Linked DNA regions of Mus musculus: all the other regions are linked to region 1. Evidence: chromatin loops called from intact Hi-C (ENCODE). Cell type or tissue: heart. All regions are shown on one strand.

Region 1 (8,000 bases):
CTGAAATACAAACAGGAAGCTGGTCTTTCACTAGTTCTCAGGAAGAGAAAGGGCCTTAAAATTTCATGTCTCAGCCTGTAATGACATCACTGAGATCTCACCTCACACCAATGACGTCAATATTTAGCTCTTTTGCCCGTTCCAAGAGAAGCCTGCTGGTTTTGAGTGTGGCACCAAACTTAACACTGAGGCGACAGACAGCTTTGGAATCATCAGTGGCAATCCGTAGAACCAACCTAGGTGGAAGTACACTGTGTAAGTGCTCTATAATGCTCATCCGCTCAGGAGCCTACGTGTAGGTGCTGCTGCTTGTCTGACACAGGGTTTAGCCTAGTTCTACTATGTATAGGAATAAATAAATGAACCAAGATATGAGTCTGCCCAACAAGGCCCGGCCTTTTGTGCTCTATCAGAAGACTCACTTTGCCTTTGGATGTGCTCTGGCGACTTTCATCAATTCAATTTCACTGTCAAAAGTCATCATCTGGACTCCGTTACTGGCAGCATACTTGATTTGAGAGACTTGTTTACAAGGATTTGCATAGATAACCCTCTCTGCAGGCACCCCAAGCCCCTGCACCAACTGTATTTCAGTCTGAAAGAGAAGAGCAGTGTTGGGCTCTATACAGACCAAGTCTGACAAACAAAAGCACATGAAGTTGTCATGTGCACCTCAGCTTATTAATAACACTTATTAACACAACTGATGCCTCCTTGGGGCGGGGTGAGCAGTCTTACCTTGCTTGCACAGTCAAATCCTGTCCCAATGGCAGCTAGGGTGCTCACTATGGCTCTGCTATCGTTACACTTGACTGCGTAAAAGGGAGTGACGCGGGGAAGAGCTTTTAGCCACCTCAGATGCTTCTTTAGAATGTCTCCGAGGTCCGCAACATAGAACGCATCCTTATCGTCCTGGAATGAGAACAGGTTCAGGGACCTCATTAGCTGTCCAGCAGCTGGCCACACTGAAAACCCTTTTCCCTTCCTTAATCAAATTCTATCCCTGTTAGCAGTCACTGACATGGCATGACCAACCACTAGACAGTCCACAGTCACATTCTAGATTCTCTGGCAAGACAGGCTCATGTATGGTGCTAGGAGCTCTCAGCAGAGTTGCGGCCTTCCGTGGGCTTCCCGTACTTACAGAGGAAGAGACTTCATTGATTTTTTGGTCCAGAATGTCCTTAGCAGTAAAGCCTTCATCAAGGATGTGGCAGTCAAACTCGTCCTTAGTAAAGCTGCTCATGGTTCTCGATGTGCTTCTGAAACAGGGGAAGCCGCAAGTGAGCGGGAACACACTCAAAGTCGTAGCAATGCTCCAGCACAAATCCACAAGTAAACCGATACTTACACAGGGAACCTGGAGATGGAATCAAATTATCACCAGCTCCTCACAAGGTCGACTTAGCCAAGAACTCTGAATGCTGCCTTCTTGGAGTGGTGGAAACACTAGTGAATAGAAACACAAGATGTGATCTCCCTTGGAATCTTACCATTAAAGGTTACACGCTGCAACCATACACCAGAGTAAACAGGTGAAATAAAGTAGCCAGTACAGGAAGAACTGTGGGTGGGAATCCCAGGGCCTAGGTGAATAGACACCACCCTCCCCAAACAGATTCCACTGTTCAAAACTGAATGCCACAACTCTATACATATGGGACATCTCTCCAAAACAGAATGTGTCTCAGAAGCATATCTGCATACAGCCCATTAACTCTGGCAATATTACTGTATTACATGGCTTCATTTCTGAGCCGTTCCAGGTCTTCAGAAACTTCAAATGGCATTACAGTAACTACATGCAGCCCTGAAAATATCTTATTCCTTCCCACTTTGTTATGCTGAATGATCTTAAGTGAATACAGTCATTATCATCTATCTAGAGCACTCAAACTCAGTGAACAATCCATCAAAATTTTCCATAAGGAACTTTCATGCAGTACTAGCATTAAAACAAAACAAAACAAAACAAAACAAAAACCCAAACTCTTCAAATCAACAGGATATTGTTAGTTACTATTATGAGACACCAGTATCCCAAAGCCTATATTGCCTAACAAAATGAGCACTTCTGGGATCCTGACTGTCCTCAAATGCCTTCTAATATCCACTTAGTTATGGATAATAACCATATGGAAGGCATTTTTGGTCAACTTTATGACTAACAAAAATAAGCAAGGTCACCACTCTTAATAAAAGCTTCTGTCTGGGCCTTATGAAATGGACAACAGCAAGTGGCCAAGTAAAACTCGTTTTTTTCCGTTGTGTGACCCACTTCAGTGCCTGCAGCCTACAGGCACGGAGGCTGGGCAATGGTTAGGAGCCACAATTTGCTCTAGCATGGGACACTATGAGAGGCCCACGGGGAAGAGCCTGCCATAAATCCAAATCCATGCATGGTTAAACATGTTAAGCCTTAATTTAACGAGACTTTTGGCAATGTCAACTTCCGTTAGCTGCCTAAACCTCTCCTAAGTTAAGACTAGAGAAGAGAGCCAGCCAACTCGTTGTATATCATTTACAACTGATGAATGGGCTTTGGCAGTAACTTTGTAATTTTAGGTCTTAAGTATTTTCCAGGCAACCTTCCGGTTTAAACACGAAAAGCTTTGAGATACTGTTTTGCCTTTCTGTAGCTTTGCCTAAATAATATAATAGATAAGATCTGAAAGAAAAATGTTACTAACACATTTTGGTATGGGAAGTAGCTAAATCGTGTCAGACAATTAGCACAAGAAGGTAACTCTGGAAGATATAAGCCAATTAAAACAGAAAAGAATTCCAATCAGTCAAAGTCTGCCCGATCTTAGGTTTGAATAAAACAAACCACTACATTCTTTGTCCTCTCCCAGACATTCCTGACAGGCTCTGCCCCCCACACTTTTTCCAGTTATTGAGGATTCTGAGTAGGGTTTCCGGGACAGCCGGGAACCCGTTTTCCCCTAAACCACTAAGTCATTCAAGGAGTTCTAATTCCAAGTCACAGCTGGTGGGTATTCATTAGCAGTGACTCCCAGACTAAATTTGGTCTACCAACTTCCACTCCGGGTCATCGCCTCTGCTCTGTACACGTAGTGAAACTAAAGAAAGCAGCAGGAAACTAACTGCAGGACCGCTGCTCGCGGCCGCGCTCCCCTGCACCTGCCGCGGGCTTGCCCTCCATCATCACCCGGGCAAGTGGAGCGCTGAGTCCGGCTGACGCGAAGAGGGCTCCCATGGGGGGATCCGAGGGCTTGCAGCCGAGGTCCAGGAGCAGCTGCCTTCAGGGCGGCGGCTCGCAAGGTCACCGGTCCCGGGCCACGTGTCCCCTGCCGGCGGCCGCAGTCCGGGCCTCGCGACACGTGGCCGCACATCCCTCCCGCGTCCCGCTCACCTCACAGCACGGTGGCCCGGCTGGCCTGACCCATGGAGGCGCCGCCGCCAAACCCCGAGGAGCGCCCGTCCGTCCGTCCGTCCGCCCGCCGCCGCCGCCCCGTCAGCCGCCTCGTCGAGCCCGCCGCAGACGCCGACCGGAGGTGGCGCCGAGCTGCTGGCTGAGGGCGGCCGGCGGTGGCGGCTGCAGGGACTGACAAAGCCCGACGGTGCGACGCGCCGCTACTTATACGCCGAGCACGTCGTCATGGAGACGCACCAGCTCAAACCAGCCGCGATCGGTTCCGGCCGGGAGGCGCGGGGGAGGGGCGGGGACTCCGTGGCGGCCAACCCGGGTCCCGGCGCCGGAGGCGGGGGACGCGGGCCGGGCGCGTCAGTGGGGCGGGGCGCAGCGCGTGCCCACCCACCCGCCCATACGCCCCGCGCTCCCCGCCGGGCCTCGTGTCGGACACGCCCTGCGGCAGGCCTGCGCACGCGCACCACATCACCAGTCCTGGCTGCCAGCATGCCGCAGGGCCCTATGGGCAGCGGGCGGGAGTCGGCTGGTGCATGCGCACATGTACCTGGTCGCCAGTCTCTCGCCCCCTACCTCTCCGCCTAGGCACACAATCTCTTCCCCCTCTCCAGGTCCTAACGGCTGAACCCAGACCTGGAAGACTAGCAAAATTCTTCCTCGGCTTTCCATTCAGGGGGTGGTATTCCCTAGCGGGGCAGGCGTATCGCAGATGCAAGCGGAGGATGGATGGGCCGTGAGCTGTGCGCCGGCCACATAGACTAGACTTGGTGGCGCAGACTGACCCTGCATCACGACCCTGTATGCCTAAGCCTGAAAGCTTGCTGAGAGACAAGCCCGCGGAGGCTGACCCGGCCACTCCGTGTTATGTTGGTGGCTTCCAACTAGATGTTAGGCATCAGTTGCATGCTAAGTACGCCTTCTATCTAAGCAAGGGTCGTATTGAAAGGCGTGTTAGGGACAAGGTAAGAGGTGGTGGACAGCCACCAGCTGTCTCTCTTATTCTGTCTTTCAGGGTAGCTACAACTTTGAGAAGCCTGAATGCGAACAGAGTCTGGGCAGTAAATTTGTATCCACCAAAGTTACATTGTTAAAGAACAAGTGGGACTGACTTACATATTCAGTATTGGAAAAACACACGAACACTACAATTTGTTACTATGTATACTATGTATACGATGTTAATGGTTTGTTAATTCTCAGTTAAAACCCCTCTCCCAGCCCAGACGTTGAGATACCATAGCAGTACCAAAAAACTAACTTGAATCACAGCAAAGGAAAAAACTTGAAGCTTTTCAAGGGCCTGAGCAGGGCCAGATGACCCACACCTTTAATCCCAGTACTCAGGCAGAGGCAGGCTTTTGTTTATTTGTTTTTTGTTTGGTTTGGGTGGTTTGTTTTTGAGACCTGGCCTCTCAGTTTAGCCCTGGCTTTAGTGGAACTCTACCTGCCTCTGCCTCAAGAATGCTGGGATTAAAGGTATGTTCCTTCTCTGACCAGCTAAATCTCTTAAGTTTGAGACCAGTATAGTCTACAAAGAGTTCCAGACCAACCACGGCTACATAGTGAGACCCTATCACAAAACAAAGTCAAACAAACAAACCCCACTGGCTTTTCTCCAGAGGTCCCTAGAGAAAATCCACAACCCAGCTCCACTCCCAAACTGTTGTGCAGTTTTGTGCAAGCCTTGGTCTCATGTACCCAAGGGTCTTTTACAACCACAAAGTCCTGGGAGGAAAAACCTTAGTACACACTTCCAAGCCTGGGTCATAGTCCATAGATATTTGTTGAATGAGTGAATGAAAGAACGAGTGATTCACTTCTCCCTGAATCATGGCTTCTGCAGAAAGAAACAAGAGCCACAAAAGCATCAAGCAAGCTGTCCATACAACGATGGGATGGGCATTTCACTCTTCTCTTGGGCACCCTGCTCTTCCTTAGTTTTATATAATCCTGGAGCAGTCACAAGGTACCATGCAGAGCAGGAGAAGGGTATGGGATCCCCTCCTAACAACCCTTTTCTTCCCCAAGGACCAGATTAGCTGTTTTGACCAGTCAAAGAACATACAGCCCCAAGCGTTCAATTAGCATCTTTATCTCTGTGATGGGAGATAATCATAGTGTTTTAGTTTTGGAAACCTTACCTGGGAAGAAGAGCGCAGGTCTTGGTCAGGAAGACCAGGAGACCATTCCAAATTATAAACTACTCTGGCTCTATCACAACTGCCTATGTATGTATGGCACCAACCCACCCACATTCCAATTCCTGCCCAAACCCTCGGGAGGTGGTGTCTTGTACATGATCCAGCTGACTGTCAGGGTGGGGACAGAAGGTAGGGAAGGAGGGGCCCATTTCCTGGGGTAGTGGCCCTGCTAGCTGGTGGTAGACAGGCTCCAGCATGGAGAGGTCCCCAAAGCCGGTCTGAAAGCAGCTGAGCTTGAGTCATAAGACTCAACTACTAACCTGCATTCAAGAAGACAGACCAGTGGTGACTAAACCCAGGCTTAGTCAAACGAGTGGCATTACTGATATTATTTTCACCGGTTCCTCCCTTTCCCTACCCATCTTCCTTAAGAGAAAATCAACAAAGGCTAGGCTACCACTCAACACAAGAGTGCTTGCCCCTTTCTCCCTAGGGGCAATTTGAGGCCCCAAGTTCCATTGCCATTGTCTCTCCAAAGTAAAGCGATGAGACCTTATAAAATGCCAATGTCCAGAATGTTATCCTGACATGCAGTGAGGTGTTTGTGCTAGATTGTGCAGAGGCACCGAAGGATGGATGAAACCAGTGTAGATGCTGCTATTAGCGGTGTTCTCAGTTACTGTCTTATATTCTGGGGCTGTCTCTGACTTTCTTAGGGACTCTCAGCACTTGCCCATGGTAAAATCCTGAATCTCACGCCCCTCCTTGGAGGTGCAAGCTCAGTGTCTACAAGTAGTGATGGTTGGGCCAAGTTCTAAGAGCTCTAACTTTATTTTTTAAGACAGCATCTCATGGAGCTCAGGTCCCTGTGTAGCAGAGCAGAGCCTTGAATGGCTACTGCCTCCACCTCCCAAGTACATGGGGTAGTTACAAATGTAAAGAGGGCCCCTTATGGGAAAAGAATTACATCGCATAAAGGAATAACCAGCAATTGTATACAAATCCATTTACTTGGTATTGGCAAAGTCAAGACAGGGCTTTCATTCATCCATTGGTTCATCCCCTCCTAACAACTCCTTTTTTTCCCCAAGGATGAGATTAGCTGTCGTGACCCATCCGAAAATGTGCAGCCTGAAGCATTGTTTGTTTGTTTGCTTGCTTGCTTGTTTGTTTTAGATAAGGTCTCATTGTTGTATGTGTGGCTGGCCAGGAATCTGCTATATAGATAAGCTACCTGGAACTCACAGAGAGTATGCCTCAGTATGCCTCAGCGGGTATTGAAAGCATGGGCCATCACACCTGGCTTCAAGATAGACTCTTAAAAGAGGAAGAGAGGAGGAGGAATCCGTATCCAAAGTCATATCTGTCTTCTAGGAAAAGAACAGACTAGCCAGACATGGTAGCACACACCTTCAATCCTAGTGCTTGGGAGGCAGAGGCAGGTTCAAGGCTGGCCTGGTCTACAAAGCTGGGCTTTGTACAGCCAGGACTGCTCACACTGAGAAACCCTGTCTTGGAAAGAAAGAAAGAAAGAAAGAAAGAAAGAAAGAAAGAAAGAAAGAAAGAAAGAAAGAAAGAAAGAAAGAAAGAAAGAAAGAAAGAAAGAAAGAGAGAGAGAGAGAGAGAGAGAGAGAGAAAGAGAGAAAGAGAAAGAAAGAAAGAGGGAGGGAAGGAAGAAAGAAAGAAAGAAAGAAAGAAAGAAAGAAAGAAAGAAAGAAAGAAAGAAAGAAGGAAGGAAGGAAGGAAGGAAGGAAGGAAGGAAGGAAGGAAGGAAAGAAGGAAAGAAAGGAAGAGAGCAGACTAAAGTGAGATTCCTAATATTAGGCCACATAAGGAAATTAGCACCTGCCTTGCTAAAGGTGCACAACTCAAGATACCTGGGCAATGGAGAGCAGTCACCAGACAAGTCACATCTGGATATTTGACCCAAAATAGTGTTCCACTGCTGTAACTCACCAATGCTAGACTTGCCCTGAAATTGTGTTGAGTGTCTCCAAAGAGCTAACCCTCCCTCCGAGGCAGAAAGTGTGCCACCTCCACTGATAATCCAAATAATGTGCCCAAGGCAGGGAAGGCAGCTTCCAGGTTGTTCTGAGCAATGGTGGCATCATCAGAAGTGATGGCATTGCTCCAGAGGATCTCTTCTAAGCATCAGACACCCATGTGTACAAGTCTCGGTATTTTTATTATGAAGAGTGAAGTTACATCATGACCCTACCTTACCCAGCCCTGGTAGAGCTTACTGGGATGGGACCAGACAGCAAGCCCAGTAGTGGAAACTGGGACAGGACTTTCCCAAGCCCAGCAGGCTCAGGGGCAGGTCAGTGGCCACACAGGACGTGGCAGTGAAGTAACCCCTGTCCTGAGGTTCATTTTAGTGGCATCTGTGGTTTCTGTGGGAGCAACTGGCTGCTAAGAACTCCCTCCTTATTGTGTATTTTCTAGAATTGGAGACACAAGAATCCGAG
Region 2 (8,000 bases), 100 kb after region 1:
GGACTCTCCTGCTGCAAAGGTGGGATGTGGAAACTGGAAACTGTAGTCACTGCTATGAGGTGGCCCCCAAGCATAAAGGGCTGGGACCTGCTAGGGATGCAGCAGGGCCGCCAGACTCTCAGGCAGGCTCCACTTTCAGGTGACCTGCCCAGGCTCTGCTGGCTTTTTCCATATTTACCCGTGAACTTTCCTTTAAACAATCAAGAGGAAATACGCTCGCCCCAGATGGCCAGGATACACGTGTCTGAAGCTTTTTTTCCAGGGAGGGAGCCGCTAGGCCAGGAGCGCTGGTCACAGGAAGGAAACCTAACCCTCGCCATCAAGGAAGCAATAATCCCACCTCGCTTTCAGGCCCTGAAAGAGAGGCATGGCAGGCAGCAGGCCACGTCTGCAAACCATGAACACTGAGTCCCTCGGGATACAACCTCTCTATGCACCAGCAAGCAAGTCTTGTTGGACTCCTCAGGGGCCATTTGTGCTCCCACAGCCTCGCTCCCTTGGATTTCTCCTCTCCAGAACATTCTTTTTCAGCCCGATTTACAGGGTGGAACTTCAGCTTCACAGGACCAGTCCTTTCTCTGCCCTTGACCCTTGAGGGATCAAGGGGGGGGGGGGTAGCAATAAATGCCATAGGGACCTGTAAGGGCGTGGACAGGGTAGAGTGCTCTGATTAGGGTCTCTAGAATGCTGGTGGGCCCACTGTCACTGCTGTAATGGGTCTCTAACAATGGATGGCTTGGACACCAGCTTATTATGCTGCTAGAAGCCAGGGGCTCTGATGTGGCAGGGCAGGCGCTTTCTCGGGCCAGCAGGAAGGGTCTACCCCAGCTCTCTCCGGGCAGGCGCTTTCTCGGGCCAGCAGGAAGGGTCTACCCCAGCTCTCTCCGGTGTGATTCAATGACTCGAGCTTATGGATTTCTTGTTCTGGTTTCTGCTACCATCTATACGGTGTCCTCCGTGTGTGTGTGTGTGTGTGTGTGTGTGTGTGTGTGTGTGTGTGTGTGTGTGTGTGTGTGTATTCAAATTTTACTTCCTTTGGGATACCAGGCACATGGGGTTGTAGTTCACCTTAATCACAGAATCTTGATTTGACTGTCTCTGTAAAGGTCCAGTTGCTGTTAGCATGTAATATATGAGAGAAGAATTCAGACTTACATACAGCCGGCCAGGACCGGTCCTTCCAGATACTGCACTGCAGACGTTGCTCACTATAGATGCAGAAGAGTTGGGTGGGCTTGACTCTGACATTGCCCCTTCCATTCCCAAGTTAGTCTTCAAGCCACCCCATGAATTGAGGGAATTTATCTTCCCTGTGAGGCAGGAAGAGAGAACTAGCAACACATGGCTATGAGGCATAAAAATGTTAACTCAAAGCCGGGCGGTGGCGGCGCACGCCTTTGATCCCAGCACTTGGGAGGCAGAGGCAGGCGGATTTCTGAGTTCGAGGCCAGCCTGGTCTACAAAGTGAGTTCCAGGACAGCCAAGGCTATACAGAGAAACCCTGTCTCGAAAAACAAACAAACAAACAAACAAACAAACAAACAAACAAAAAAAGTTAACTCAAGGACTCCCAAACGACCTGTCACTCAGACTACCCTAGGCCACTACAATGATTAAATACCCTCCTCCAGAAAACAGTGAAAATCCATCACCTCCAACAGCCAAAGAAGGGTCCACCCTCCGGACTCCGGACCCCAGACTGGGGCTCTTGAGTCACTTGTCCACTGGAGTCCACTCCCATTCTGTGGACTGCGTTCTCTGATTCTATGCCCATCTCTAATAAATCTGCATTTTAGATTCTACTCTGTTCTTGTTGGACGGTTTGCCTGAAATACAAAGAACCTGAACACTGATCATGGGGTACCCTGGGGATTCCTTCAAGAAACACTAGAGACAGAAAGGGGCTAAGAAGCCTTCTAGTCCACTCCCGAAAATCTGACTTCCTGTTGCAGCTATAAATGCATGTGCAGGTACAAATTAAATACCAGAACAGGGGACAGTGTCCAGAGTATGTAAATAACTTCTGCTGTGTTTTATAAAAAAAAAAAAAGAAAGAAAGAAAGAACAAGGAATATGTTTGGTAGAAGGGTGGTATGGTGAGGTGGAAGGGAGTGCTTCGGTGGGCCCATGCTGATCCATCCCTTCCCCCACCCCCAGGTATACGAAAGGTATACTATGGAATAGAGTTTATTTAGGTGGGGGGATTGAGGAGGGAGTAGAGACAGAGAAAGGCAGAGAGAGAGAGAGAGAGAGAGAAAGAGAGAGAGAGGAGGAGAGTCCAGCCATGAACACGTGGAGAGAAAGGGGAGAGAAGGTACAAAGAGGTAAAAGAGTAGGAGTGAGGAGGGGGCAAGCAGCCCCTTTTATACTAAGTCAGGCATACCTGACTGTTGTCAGGTACCTGTGGGGTGGAGCCTAGAAGGAATGCTAACAACTTCCATAAGGCAACAACAATAATAAAAATATGGACCACCGGGAAGTGATGGCTCACACACCTTTAATCTTGTCACTGGAGAGGCAGAGGCAAGAGGATCTCTGAATTTTAGGCCAGCCTGATCTACAGCGTGAGTTCCAGGACAGCTAGGGCTAGACAGAGAAACCCTGCATTGAAAAAACAAAAGAAACACACAAATAAGTAAGTAAGTAAGTAAGTAAGTAAGTAAGTAAGTAAGTAAGTAAATAATAGGACCCAACTAGAAAGCAGGTAAGGTCTTGGAGAGTGGCTGCTGATGGTCTCTACACACCCAGAAAGAGGTGGAGCAGCAACAGGGAAACGCAAATCAAAGATACAGGAGGGGCCTACAAGGTGACTCAGTGGGTAAAGGGGCTTGCTGTCAAGTGTGTCTTGAGATCGATTCCCAGGACCCCTAAGGTGAAAAAAGAGAATCAACTCCTTGGAGATGTCTTCTGACCTATATATGGACACACAGACATGCACACTAAATAAATCTTTGTTTACAATGATGGGGGGGGCATTGTAACTCCTTACATAGTTGAACAGTGTTCACAGCTGCATAATGCATGCTAAACAGCAGGGATCGGGATCGAGCCAGTCTCTGCAGTAACAAAGGGACAGATGGGCAGAATGTGGTGTGTTCGAGCAAACAGGATTATTACTCAGTCACAAGAAAGAGGGGCATGCTAGCATGCTACCGCGGAGATCAACCTTGAACACCACATGGTAAATGAAATGAGCTAGACACAAAAGGTCAGGACTGGACGAGCCCATGCGATGAGGCAACTTCACAGTCAGCAACTAGAGCAAAGGTCGACAGCAGCTGGCCAGATTAGCAGTCAAGGGGCACAGGGTGTCAGCAGGGCAGTAACGAAGCTTTGGAGGAGTACAGTGGAGATGCCACACAGTGGCACATACTTAGTGCCACTGAATTTCATGTTTAAAAGAGGGTTCAAGTAAGGGCTAGAGACAATGGCTTTGCAGTGAAAGGAGCTTGTGTTCCAGAAGGACCCAAGTTCAGTTCTCATTACCCACATGGGGCAGCTCACAACTGCAAGTAACCCTCTTCTAGCCTCCTCAGGCACCTGCACACATGCATACTTACATACACACACACACACACACACACACACACAAATTTAGATTTATTTTCATTTCATGTGCATTGGGGTTTTGTGCATATATGTCTTTATGTCTGCATGATGGTGTCGGATTCTCTGGAACTGGAGTTACAGACAGTTGTGAGCTGCCATGTGGGTGCTGATAATAGAACCTGGGTCCTCTGGAAGAGCAGCCAGTGCTCTAAGTGCTGAGCCATCTCTCCAGTCCCATACATATAACATTTTAAAAATCTTTTAAAAAAATGTTTAAAAGGTCGTATGACACATACCCCAAATGGTGGTTATTTTGTCAATGTGAGAGTCTAGAATGTAGGAGAGAGACTTCTGCATATGCCTGAGAGAGTTTCTAGATGGGATGGTTGTGGTGGGAAGATGCACCCACACTGTGGGCAGCACTATTCCCTGGCTGGGGTCCTGCACTGAATCCAAAGGACAAGGAGAGCTGAGTGCTAGCGTCCACCTCTCTGCTTGACTGCAAATGCAATGGGATCTGGTGCCTCAGGAGTACCCCTCCACGATGCACTGACTTCCCTAACAGTGACCCCAATAAACCCTTTCTCAAGTTTTCATCATGATTCACCGTGCGAAGTGGAGCTGGGCCCAGGTGCCAAACAGACGAGTATGGCAGTGGAGCGGGAGGCTGGCTCTGCTGCCTGGCTCTCCCTGGACCTGCAGATGTGACTCCTTCGGGCACTGGCCTTTTGCATGGAAACCACTTAAGAGCCAGAAGGGAAATTCAAGTTGAGTCATTACTGCAGGATGTGCAAAGGCAGTACCGGCAGGACCTCCCCCCCTCAACTTGGCATCCTCAGAGGAAATGATTTTGTTTTGCAGCCTCCCCTGTCACCTAGCCTGCTCATCGGGGACAACTGTGTTTCCTATCTTAAGACATTTCCAAATGGGGCGTGCTGGCGAGCACTTCTACAAATACATCCGGGAGGAGCCGGCCACACTCCAGATCTGGGGCCCAGTGCCTCCAGGGCTTCTACAGGAAAAGGCTGCAGCTGGCAGGAAGCCTGGGGTCTCCTAGCTTGCTTTCTGGGCAATTAATTAATTAATTAAAATTTAAAAACGGTACCAGAATAGAGCAGATTGGAGGCCACTCAGTCCCCAAAGGGTGCTCACTCCCTTTGCTCCCAATGAAATCAAGACCCCGGGAGGATCCTGTTGTGTTTGCTTGGGCTTCAGCCTCCTCTTTCTTTTCCCAAGTGCCTAGAAACCCACAGATCCACCCATGGGATTCCCCTGCACGCGCCTTTAGCTCTGAAGGCCTACCAGGAGCAACAGCTTTTGCCCCAAGCCCTGTGGAACGTTCTCACTGTCCCACTTCCTCAGCTCCATTCTCTATCAATATTTCCAAGTCCACCGATGTCATGTGCCTGACTGGGGCCCTGGCAGGAAGGATAAGAATAATATCCAGATGGGCATCCCATCTCTTCTCCTCTGATATACCCCACTGCTACCTCTGTCCCCTCAGTTAAATGCAAACCCTGGTATAAACCTGCTCATTGCCCTAGAGTGTGTGTGGTCATCACGGTCCTTGGGGTTCTGCGGGTGAGGGCACAGGATGGCATGGCAGCGTTTCCAATGGTATCGCCATGGTTACCGGGAACCCTTGCCTGAATAGTTGGTAGCCCTCACCTAACTCAGGCAGGTTGATGGCTTCCGCTCCCCAGGAAGGGGACATACATGTTCTGCTCCTGGCCTTTGCCCATTATCACCGTGGTCACCTAGTATCACCTGGCCAGGAGTCAAGCACTCAGTGTTCTTCTGGGAACCTGCCATTGCTGGGGGTGGCTAAAGTGAGGGTTAAGTCAAGAGCTAGGCCTGTCAAGAGCGGAGCTAAGATGTTAAAGAGTAGGGGTGGGGTGGGGTGGACCACTCTAGGATGGTGCCCTATGCACTGAATGTGCCCTGAGAACTCCCAGGCTGTGGGCACTCAGAGGAGATGTGGGTGCAAGCCATAGCAGTCTCATGGTACACACATTCCCTGCCTCTCTCCTTACCTCTTTTAACAGGGAGCTCTGCTTAGTTACATTAAAGGCAATGGCTCTTCACTTGTAAAGCCAACCCCTGAGGGGAAATCACAATTTTTCAGCAGAAATGTCTTCAGTGACTCTTCAAAAAGTGTCTTGCTCTCATTCCCTTCATGGTGAGAAGCTCACAGGACTGGAACAATCCAGGCTTGAGACTCTTCACCAGCTAGTGCCCCAATAAAGGGGGCTCTCCCCACATCTGACCTCCCCAGTGAAGTCCCACCCAGGCCAGGCCTCCTGCTTCTGCTTCTATTTCTTCCCTCTGCAGGACGTTCTGTTAGGGAGCCTCAGTGTTCTGTGTTGGCCTCAGCCAGTTCTCTCTGAAGTATACTTCCTCTGTAGGTCCTAACCACACAAGGGGCTTTATTGCCATTGCTCTGTCCGGTCCCCAGGACTTGCCAATTAGCCTCACTGCTTTTAAACCCCGGCTTTGCCATTTATCTGCCAATTATTTCTTTGTCCCCCATTGGAATTCAGCCACCTCACAGACGTGCCAGGCAGCATCTCAGCCAACTGGGCTCCAGCTCTATCTACTCTGTCTCTCTCTTTTACCTGTGAAGCCTGAGTTTCTGAATCTCCAACACTTTGTGTCACTTAGATCTTCCCAAGGTGCAGTGGGGACATTTACCCACAGATCTGTGTCCCTTGGAGTGCTGTAGGCACAGACATACTGGGGCGCTCTCCGTCCTTTCAGTGAGCATAGCAGATGTGGCCAAGTCCCACACACATGAGCCCAAGCCCCTCTACTGGCTGCATAGTCCTCCAGTCACGGTAAGCAGTCTCTCTGGGTGCTTTGTGAGCTCAGAGCAGCAAACCTGCTTGTGGTGAGCACTCTGCTTGTGATGAGTGCTCTGTTTGTGATGAGTGCTCCTCTTGTGGTGAGTGCTCTGCTTGTGGTGAGCACTCTGCTTGTGATGAGTGCTCTGTTTGTGATGAGTGCTCCTCTTGTGGTGAGTGCTCTGCTTGTGGTGAGCACTCTGCTTGTGATGAGTGTTCTGTTTGTGATGAGTGCTCCTCTTGTGGTGAGTGCTCTGCTGTGGTTGAGTACTCTGCTTGTGATGAGTGCTCTGTTTGTGATGAGTGCTCCTCTTGTGGTGAGTGCTCTGCTGTGGTTGAGTACTCTGCTTGTGATGAGTGCTCTGTTTGTGATGAGTGCTCCTCTTGTGGTGAGTGCTCTGCTGTGGTTGAGTACTCTGCTTGTGATGAGTGCTCTGTTTGTGATGAGTGCTCCTCTTGTGGTGAGTGCTCTGCTGTGGTTGAGTACTCTGTTTGTGATGAGTGCTCTGTGATGAGTGCTCCTCTTGTGGTGAGTGCTCTGCTGTGGTTGAGTACTCTGCTTGTGATGAGTGCTCTGTGATGAGTGCTCCTCTTGTGGTGAGTGCTCTGCTGTAGTTGAGTACTCTGCTTGTGATGAGTGCTCTGTTTGTGATGAGTGCTCTGCTGTGGTGAGTGCTCTGCTGTGGTGAGTGCTCCACTTATAGTGAGTGCTCCAGACTGGCTTTTGGTCAAGGCTTTTGGTCTAGCTTTTGAGGCTTGGGAGGACTCTATGAGGCCCCATTAAGTTCAGGTACACAGAATCGATTCCATAGCAACAAGGTAAGAAAATCTCACTACACACCACACCAGGAGCTGCGTGGGCAGGAGCAGCCCTTGCTTATCTCTGATCCTGACCTCACCATCCTCATCAGTGTCACTAATTAAGAGGGCTGCTCTCTCTCTCTTCTCTTCTCTCTCTTCTCTCTCTCTCTCTTTTGTTTGTTTGTTTTTTAGATAGGGTTTCCTCTGTGTAGCCTTGGCTGTCCTGGAACTCACTCTGTAGACCAGGCTGGCCTCGAACTCAGAAATCCGCCTGTCTCTGCCCCCCAAGTGCTGGGATTAAAGGTGTGAGCCACCACCGCCCGGCTCAGAGGGCTGTTCTCTAATCTGAAATTTCATTTCTAAATTCAGTGTTGATTCCTGAGTCTTACCGCTGGTTCCCAAACCTTCTTCACTGACACACCGAAACACTGCGCTGGTAACTGCTGAAGCCAGAGGGCAGGCTCCTCAGGGCCAAATGCTCACTGATCCACAGACAGGTTCTATGAGCCTCAGTAGAGGAAGAACTTACTGCGTGACACTCTCCCCTGGGTCCTGAGGAAAGGTGGAGAAGGGGGCTGACATCTTGCTGCTCAGGATAAGCAGGCCACTCGCCAGATACCCTGTGATGTAGGACTGTCACTTCAGGTTTGATTCGAGGAAAACAATGCTCAGAGAAGGCAAATGACACCTAGAGTTTGTTTGCTCTCACATATTTTCAGTCTTGGCCTAAAACACAGGGATAAGCTGGGAGGACTCTTAGGGGTAGGCTGGGAGGACTCTTAACTGCCACCACTGACGGGTGTGGTACCT
Region 3 (8,000 bases), 180 kb after region 1:
CTGTAATGGGATCCCTCTTCTGGTGTGTCTATAGACAGCTACAGTGTACTCATATAAAGAAAGCAAATAAATAAATAAATAAATCTTTAAAAAAAAAATCTTTACATACATGAAGTGAAAGCAGAAGGCAGACTAAAATCAGCAATCCAAACAGTACTTTTAAAATAACATTTGTAGTTGGAGGAAACACTAAAATATTCTTAAGAAAACACTACTTGAAAAAAAATGAAACAAAGTTAGCCAGGCCTTGAAGCACAGGCATGTAATACTACCAACTGGGGAGACTGAGGCAGGAGGATCACAAGCTGAAGGTCTGCCTAGGGTAGGGTGAGTTCAAGGTCAACTTGGGTAACTGACTGAAGCCCTCTCTTGAAATAAAAAGTACAAAGAACATTAAGGATGTAACCCAGTGGTACAGCACTGGCTAAGCACACACAAGGACCTGGGTTCAATCCCTAGAATTACCACCAGAGAAAGGCAGACAGACAGACTGACCAATACACAAAATTACTATGTCCTTACTATTTCTAGACCCTGCTTGTTTGAGATGGGGACAGGGTATGAATCTGGGACATGCACTGACTCTAGAATGGAAGAAAATCAGCAGCTCCCAGAACTCTGCTGGGGTAGTCAGTGAGCTGAAAGGTCTCAGGATGGAGCCAGCAAGCTGGCTCAGCAGGTCAAAGTGTTTGCTGTGCCACCTGAATTCAACCCTGGAACCCATGGTGGAAGAGTAATATCCAAGTTGTCCTCTGACCTCCATGTGCATTATGGCACATAGCCATTCTCACAGGCAGTAGTAATAAAATAAAATCAAGATGGTAGGGGCAGGACCAAAAGGCTCTTCAGAGGCAGATTCTATTTCACAGTGACTTTCTCTCCATCTAACACGTGTCCAATAAAATGTGTGCCAGGGGCCTGGCAACTAGGCTCAGGGGATAAAAGCCCTAACCACCAGCCTGATGACCCGAGTCCAAGCCCTCCTCATGCACAAGTGCACGTAAATCAGGATGCTCCGTAACTGAAGCCAGCGCAGGTCAGCTTTGCCCCAGCACAGACACACCCTGACCTAAAGTGACTGATATGCTGGTTCCCAGATGGCTGCTCAGCACCCCCTTCTCAAGGACCCACAGGAGCTGCCAAAGCACACAGAAAAAAAGAAGCACTGGGAACAGGCAAGGAAAACAGAGAGCAACTGCAGCAGAAAGTACGTACGGAGTCCTTGTTCCACATTTTGACAATTCTAGAGTCTGCAGACAAAACCAAATCTAGGGAATCCTGGAAATGAACTGACTTAATCGGCAGCCCATACTGGTGATCCTTAACTAGCAACGGCTTATCCGAGCGAAGATCATATAACAACACCTAGAAGAGAAAAGTTAATTCTAGTCAAACAAGCCATTTCCAAACTACACATTTAATACTCAGAGTAATGGGAACTGGGGAGGCAGCTCAGCTACTAGAGTACTGACCCAGTACCCACAAAGCCCCAAGTCCATTCCCCAGCCCAGCAAAACCAGCCATGGTGGCACATGCCAGTAGTCTCAGCACTTGGGATTATGGAGGCAAGAAAATCAGGAATTCAAAGTCATTCTTGGCTACATATCAAGTATGAAGCCATCATGGGGTATAAGAGACCCCTCCCCTCCTCATACACAAACATACACATGAAGAAAAACAAAAAACAAAAAAGTTGGAATAATGACTGCCACCTATTTCATAACCTTCTATGAACATGACAAACACACTTAGTCAGAGCCTAACACTAAAGTCAGCTCTTGGAAGTTTTATGACTTTAACCCTGGGAGTAGTTTTTAGATCCACTAATTTGATAATTACTGATCTATACTAAGAAAGGGACAGATATTCATAAGAATGTTTTGCTTGCTAATTAATTAGCAAATCTGTGGCCTAGGACACAGCAGGTGCTGCTGCAACAAGTGACCTTGAGTAAGCATTGTGGCACATGCCTTTGGGAGGCAGAGACAGGCAGATCTCTGTGAGTTCAAGGCCAGCCTCTTCTACACAGAATTCTAGGCCAGCTAGCATTGTATGTCAAGACCGTCTCAAAAGAAAAAGAAAAAAAAAGGCTCTTTGCATGCACACATCTTGGAAATATTTAGTGAACACAATTCTTACTTGCAGGATTCCCAGGGTCTTCAAAATATGTACTTAAATCCACTGTGACTCTCCAAGAGTAGAAAGCTGTTAGAATCCCAAATTTGGGCCACACACTCTAAAAAATACTGTTCCAAACCCCTATCAGGAATGTCTGAAGACTACCTCGATTCAACTCTAACATCAAAGGACTAGACCGATCTTCCGAGGTGCTAAAAGGACCTAGTAGTCTGGAGCACCTCTCCACTCCGGCCTCACTCACTATCCAAGTGCCTTCCAATACACATCCAAAATACTGGCTCACATGCTCACATGTGACATTTACCTGCCCTGTGGATGTTCCAACTGCCATGCTCAAGGCTCCATTAAACTTCAATGCAGAGATGGTGGGTAAGCTGTTTATCCTGAAAAGCAAGTGTTTGTCCTCACTTCAAATCTAACAAGGAAAATCATGTTACCAGCTATTTGTTTATAACTCTATCCAAACTTTCATAATAAAAAAGACATTTCCCATACAAATGTAATCCCATAACCCACCTTCATCTTCCATTCTATTCAGATAATAGAACACTGTTTTCAGAAACTTCTCCAGGATATCTTTCTCTCTCTCTCTCTCTCTCCCTCTGTGTGTCCGTGTGTGTGTGTGTGTCCGTGTGTGTGTGTGTGTGTGTGTGTGTGTGTGTGTGTGTGTGTGTCCGTGTGTGTGCAGGGGCACCAGGGGTCAACATCAGATATCTGCGATCCATGTGTGCTTTGGAATAGAATGTTCAGTGATTCTGGAGTTTGCTGGTCAGGGACTCCCAGGGACCTTCCTGTCTCCATCTCTCCAGATCTGAGATTAGTGACTGGTTTATATGGATGCTGGGGATCTAAACTAAGTCATGTCTTTCACAGCTAGCACTTTATTGAATGAGCCATCTTCCCAGCCCTCAAACATCCCTATCATTCTCAGAGAAACAATTTATCTTGGGATATGGGTGGGTATGCTTACTTCTGATGTAAAACCAACTTCACCAAGGCAGGAGAGAGAGCTCAGTTGTTAACAACATGCACTGCTTCTGCAACGAACTCAAATTTGAATTCCAGCCAGCATCCAAGTCAGGTGGCTCACAACTACCTATAACTCCAGCTCAGGAGATCTGACACCTTTGCTCTCTGCAGGCACCTGCACTCATGGGCACACACACATATTCAAAATTTCAAATCGTTTTAAAAATAAAATAGATCAACCTCATTCATCTAAAATAAAAGCCTAAGACCTAAATCTCGATGGTACTGAAGAACAAAAGGTACGGCTACAATTCTATACGTGCTTCTCATGCACCAGCTACAGACACGAGCGCCAAAACATTAAGGTAGAAAAAAGAGATTAGGTCAGAAGTAGACCAGAGCTGGCTGTGCTGATGCCTGCCTGCAATCCCTGCACTCAGGAGGCTGAGGTACACTACACAGTGAGATCATGTCCCGCAACAACAAGTAGAAACCAGCTCTGCACCCAGCCCTTCAAGGCCAGACCATGCCCGGAGCACTAGCAAGCCTCTCCTGCCACCTACAGCCTTAGCCTGGTGCTGCACTGAGCAGCGGCTGGAGAGGAGGCTGCTGCTCCTCAGACTCCATCACCTACTCTTCAAAATGAACTTCAGAATACCTGTTCATACAGAATTATCTTCCTACTCCTCCCAGGCTTATTTCATAAGGCAATTTTATCACTTTCTTCAGACAGGTTAATGACTCCTTCAATAATTGTAGTTTATGTTATGAGAACTTTTCTGCCACCTCCTCCTCCTCCTTCTGGGGAATTGCTAAGATACCAAATTCACTGACTTCTGCACATTCATTTCCTAACCAGCTCCTGTAACTCTCCTATTAATTCTCCCTGGCTTCCAGGCAAGTCTGCTGACTTTCTCAGGCAGACAGTCAATCATGGAAAAGAAAGACAGCCTGCTCTATCCAGTACTTCTAGCTTTACTAAAATTACTAAATTTACTAAATAACACAAGTGACAAGCTACAAGGTTTGTAGGAAAAGCATAAAGCTAAATTAAAAAGAAAAATACAGGGGCTAGGGAGATGGCTCAGAGGTTAAAAACACTGGCTGCTCTTTAGAGGACCAGGGTTTGATTCCAAGAACCCATCCATAACTCTAGTTCCCGAGGACCCAACCCGCTCTTCTGGGTTTCATGGGTACTGTACTTATGTGCAGACACAAACAGACATACGTAATTAAAAATAAATAAATCTTTAAAAAATACAATACAATACAATAAGATCACTTGAAAAAATCAGCAGAAGAAAAACCAGCAATCTTTAACATTTTCTTATGCCTCTGGATGTTCTTCTGATGACAATAAACACATATGGTCATGGTCATTGTCCTTTTATAAAAATGTTATAAGAGCCGGGCGTGGTGGTGCACACCTTTAATCCCAGCACTCGGGAGGCAGAGGCAGGCGGATTTCTGAGTTCGAGGCCAGCCTGGTCTACAGAGTGAGTTCCAGGACAGCCAGGGCTATACAGAGAAACCCTGACTCGAAAAACAAAAACAAAACAAAAAAAATGTTATAAGAATTTAATAAAACTCTATGACAACTGTATGTTTTTCTTTCTCACTGAAAGGTATATATCTAAAAATGGGTATTTATATACCCTTCCCTACACTAACATACTTCTGAAACAAAATTCTCAAAAGCTGAACAATGAGTATGTCATTGATGGAGAGTTTTCTTTCATAAAACACATACAATTAAAGTACCTAACAAGACGTCACTTTCTGTACATAAAGAGCTCACCAAAGTCTCTGGTAAATAAACATCCAGTACTAAGGTAGGGGTAGGGTGCTGCAATCAGTCCCAGCATTTGGGAGGAAAAGCATTAGGAGTGCAAGGCCATTCTCAGCCACGCAGGAAGTCTGAAGGCAGCCTGACACTTATGTTTTAATATAAAAAGAGAAAAAAAATCACTACCTGTGAAGCAGTCAGGTAGCTCTAGTTAACTGCTACCTCTGTTCTTTCTAATAACAATAAATCGGGAGAGGTGTCTGTGTGTCTACTATATACCAGATACCCAGGAGACTCCCTCAGACCCAGGAGTTAACAGCCCACATGGACGGGGGAGAGCCTAGCTCAAGAACTAACAGTAGCTAGACAGAGGGCTCAGTGAAGCCAACCATGGGGCACCTGCTCCCAAGCCTGACAACTGGACCCACAGGGAGAAGGGAAGAAGACTCACTTCAAAGCTGTGCTCTGACCTCTACATGCATGGGTGTGCCCTGCCCGTGCAAAATCAGTCAATCAAACAAATGTAATAAACTGAAAAGAAAGGAGGAAGAGGGAGAGAAGGAGGAAGAAGAGAAAGAAGAAGAAAAGGAGGAGGAGGAAAAGGAAAGAATGGTGAGGACATGCTGGGGAGGAGCCTCAGCTGAGGACAAGGAGACAGTGGCCACTCAATAAGGTGGTAGATGCTTATATTTATATTAGGTTTTCTGTAAAACAATTTAGCAGGAACCCAAAAACTCAGTTCTAGATGCTTGGGAAATAACCACTGAACTACAAACATTGGATATGTTCCCAGAGGCTCTGGTTGGCCAAATTCTGCTACACAGCAGGTGGGTCTCTGCTATTCTTTCTGTTTCGGATACTGCTTAGTGTCTTTTGTTATACTAAATATAATTATTTTCAAAATATTTTATCACAACAGCTGAAAATTCCTTACCTCTAAAGAACAACAACAACAACAAAAAAATCAGTACAAAATGTGAATCAATTTTCATTAAAAAAAAAAACCCCAAATTCCAATATTTCAACCATATACAAATGAGGAGCACACTTTTAATCCCAGCACAGACAGAAGAGGGCAATCTCCCAGCTCAAGGCCAGTCTGGTCTACACAGTGAGTTCAAGGACAGCCAGGGATACACAGAAACACTGTCTCAAAAAATCATAAACAGAAAAAAACAGTACTCCCATTACTTCTAAAGACCAAAGTGAAGATGGCCTTTTTCCATCCTTGTCCTTAATACTGTGTAGTATCCCATCTCCTATAGTCACTGCACTTATGCTGGAAATAGCCTTGAGATGTATTATCAGTGACTACTACACATCTGTTTGCTTTAAAACAAAACAAAGCGGGCTGGAGAGATGTTTCAGCAGTTAAGAGCACAGACTGCTCTTCCAGAGGTACTGAGTTCAATTCCCAGCAACCACATGGTGGCTCACAACCATTTGTAATGGGATCAGATGCCCTCTTCTGGTGTGGCTGAAGACAGCTACAGTGTACTCCCATACATTCATTAAATAAATAAATAAATAAATCTTAAAAACAAAAGGAGGATTGGGCGAACACACGCAGGGATGTACCCAGAGGTCAGAGGACAACTCTGTGAAACTGGTTCTTTCTTTCCACCTCTGGGGGATCCAGAGACTGAACTCAAGTCATTAGGCACACAACTTTGATCCAAGCATCAGGAGGCAGAGGTAGGTGGATCTCTGTGATTTGAGGCCAGCACAGTGTATACAGAGTTCTATGCCAGGCAGTGCTGGAGTGAGACTATTTCATAAGAGAAAAACAAGAAACAACAACAACAAAGAGAAACAAAGTCAGGTTGTGATGCTAAGGGCACACGGAACTCAGAGCACACATCTTGACATAATTCAAAGACAAATCAATGCTTAAGAGTGAGAGAAAATTAGAATGAGTAACTTTAGTATTTTGTTCTTAGTATATTTCCTGATTTCTTTTTTAACACTGATGGGTTAAAACAATGTGGCAACTGAAGAGCTGGCTCTGAGGGAAAGCACAAACTGCTCTGAGGGGAGCAGAATTAGGTTCCCAGCACCCACACAAGCTGCTCACAACTGCCTGTAACTCAAGCTCTGCTTCTAGGGGATGCAGTGGCCCCCTCTGGCCTTTTTAGGCATCTGCACCCATGCACAGGCGCACACCTTATACAAAAACAAAAAACCTTTAATATGCATTTTTTGCATTAGTTTATTCTATGTGGAAGTGAACTTCCTAGCTTAAAGTTTCTTAATATCCTCTACACCATGCCATGATTAGTGAAGTTGATTATCATTTTAAAATAAACCCCAAAGCAATCAAGAAAAATGAATGTCTCTATTGTCACTTTAAATGTAGCAGTTTAAAACAAACACGCAAGTTTACTTCTTAATACAGAGTAAGATTTATGTATTAGAAAGAGGTATCATTAGTTCGTTATACACTGGCTTGCTGCTCCTGTAATAGTGAAGGTTGACCCTGCAGCCTTGCATACTCCACAGGCACTCTCCTACTGAGCTGCAGCAGCTGAGCCATTCTTTATTATTTTTAATCAAAGATGGTCCATGTAAACATCTTTTCAAAGGAGTTATGAGTTCCTACCCTAAAGGAAATCATGCACTAAATTTTAGGGTCCTTAGTGTCATTGCAGCCTGTTACCATCAGACGCTTTACCCTCCAACATGAAGTATATAAACTCTCCCTGAAGTACACGGGATGTGCTGGAGAAGCAGTGCCCAGAGAAAGGCTTTTCTGAACAGATAAGCCTGGAGCAAAGGCCTGCCTGAGGGTGGTCTGCCTACAGCCAGCACCTGGGCAGGGGTGCCAACCTGTGCCAGCCCATGCTGGTGAGTGGATGACAAAGACTCGTTCTTACTTGACTCAAGCTGCTACCTGTGTCACATGTTTTTCCTCTCCAAGTATGTATTACTCTCTAAATGTTTAAGTGTAGACCAATAAGAACAAGAAAAAAAAAGAAAACGTCACCCTTTGCTTCCTTCAACATAGCATTCAAAGCACACGCCTGCCCAGTCACCAATCCTGGGGGAATGAAAACTAAAATCCCACGCTGCTCTGAGAAGTACTGGAGAGAAGGAATCTCCCTGGCTT

What was found. Peaks named below come from ENCODE experiments on the same cell type or tissue, not always from the same donor. Only the 100,000 strongest peaks of a DNase experiment are listed, where the experiment ranks them.
Region 2: a loop joins it to region 1, with 4 times the contacts of the local background. A loop is called at or near these places in 10 of 42 quality-filtered maps.
Region 3: a loop joins it to region 1, with 3 times the contacts of the local background. A loop is called at or near these places in 28 of 42 quality-filtered maps.

The regions. Positions count from the first base shown.
Region 1 is chr12:17,540,545-17,548,544 of GRCm38, reverse strand. Odc1 (ornithine decarboxylase, structural 1) reads right to left here and starts at 3,672. Exons shown (of 12, transcript NM_013614.2): 1 at 3,377-3,672; 2 at 1,352-1,449; 3 at 1,145-1,262; 4 at 739-912; 5 at 423-595; 6 at 102-236. The coding sequence starts at 1,246. It overlaps Gm22748 (a small nucleolar RNA gene), which reads right to left and starts at 2,399; the gene lies at 2,264-2,399. In heart, a CTCF peak has its summit at 3,951; a DNase peak (open chromatin) is centred at 3,784; H3K4me3 peaks cover 3,246 bases; H3K27ac peaks cover 2,524 bases.
Region 2 is chr12:17,436,866-17,444,865 of GRCm38, reverse strand. It overlaps Gm36752 (a long non-coding RNA gene), which reads right to left. Exons shown (of 3, transcript XR_381308.3): 2 at 1,156-1,310. Among named protein-coding and RNA genes, the nearest start is that of Gm36752, 4.3 kb to the right of the region's middle. In heart, no CTCF peak of the experiment used is centred here; DNase peaks (open chromatin) are centred at 255, 3,225 and 4,445; H3K27ac peaks cover 1,273 bases.
Region 3 is chr12:17,362,831-17,370,830 of GRCm38, reverse strand. Nol10 (nucleolar protein 10) reads right to left here. Exons shown (of 21, transcript NM_001008421.1): 10 at 2,444-2,522; 11 at 1,216-1,365. Among named protein-coding and RNA genes, the nearest start is that of Mir3066, 11 kb to the right of the region's middle. In heart, a CTCF peak has its summit at 3,679; a DNase peak (open chromatin) is centred at 3,660.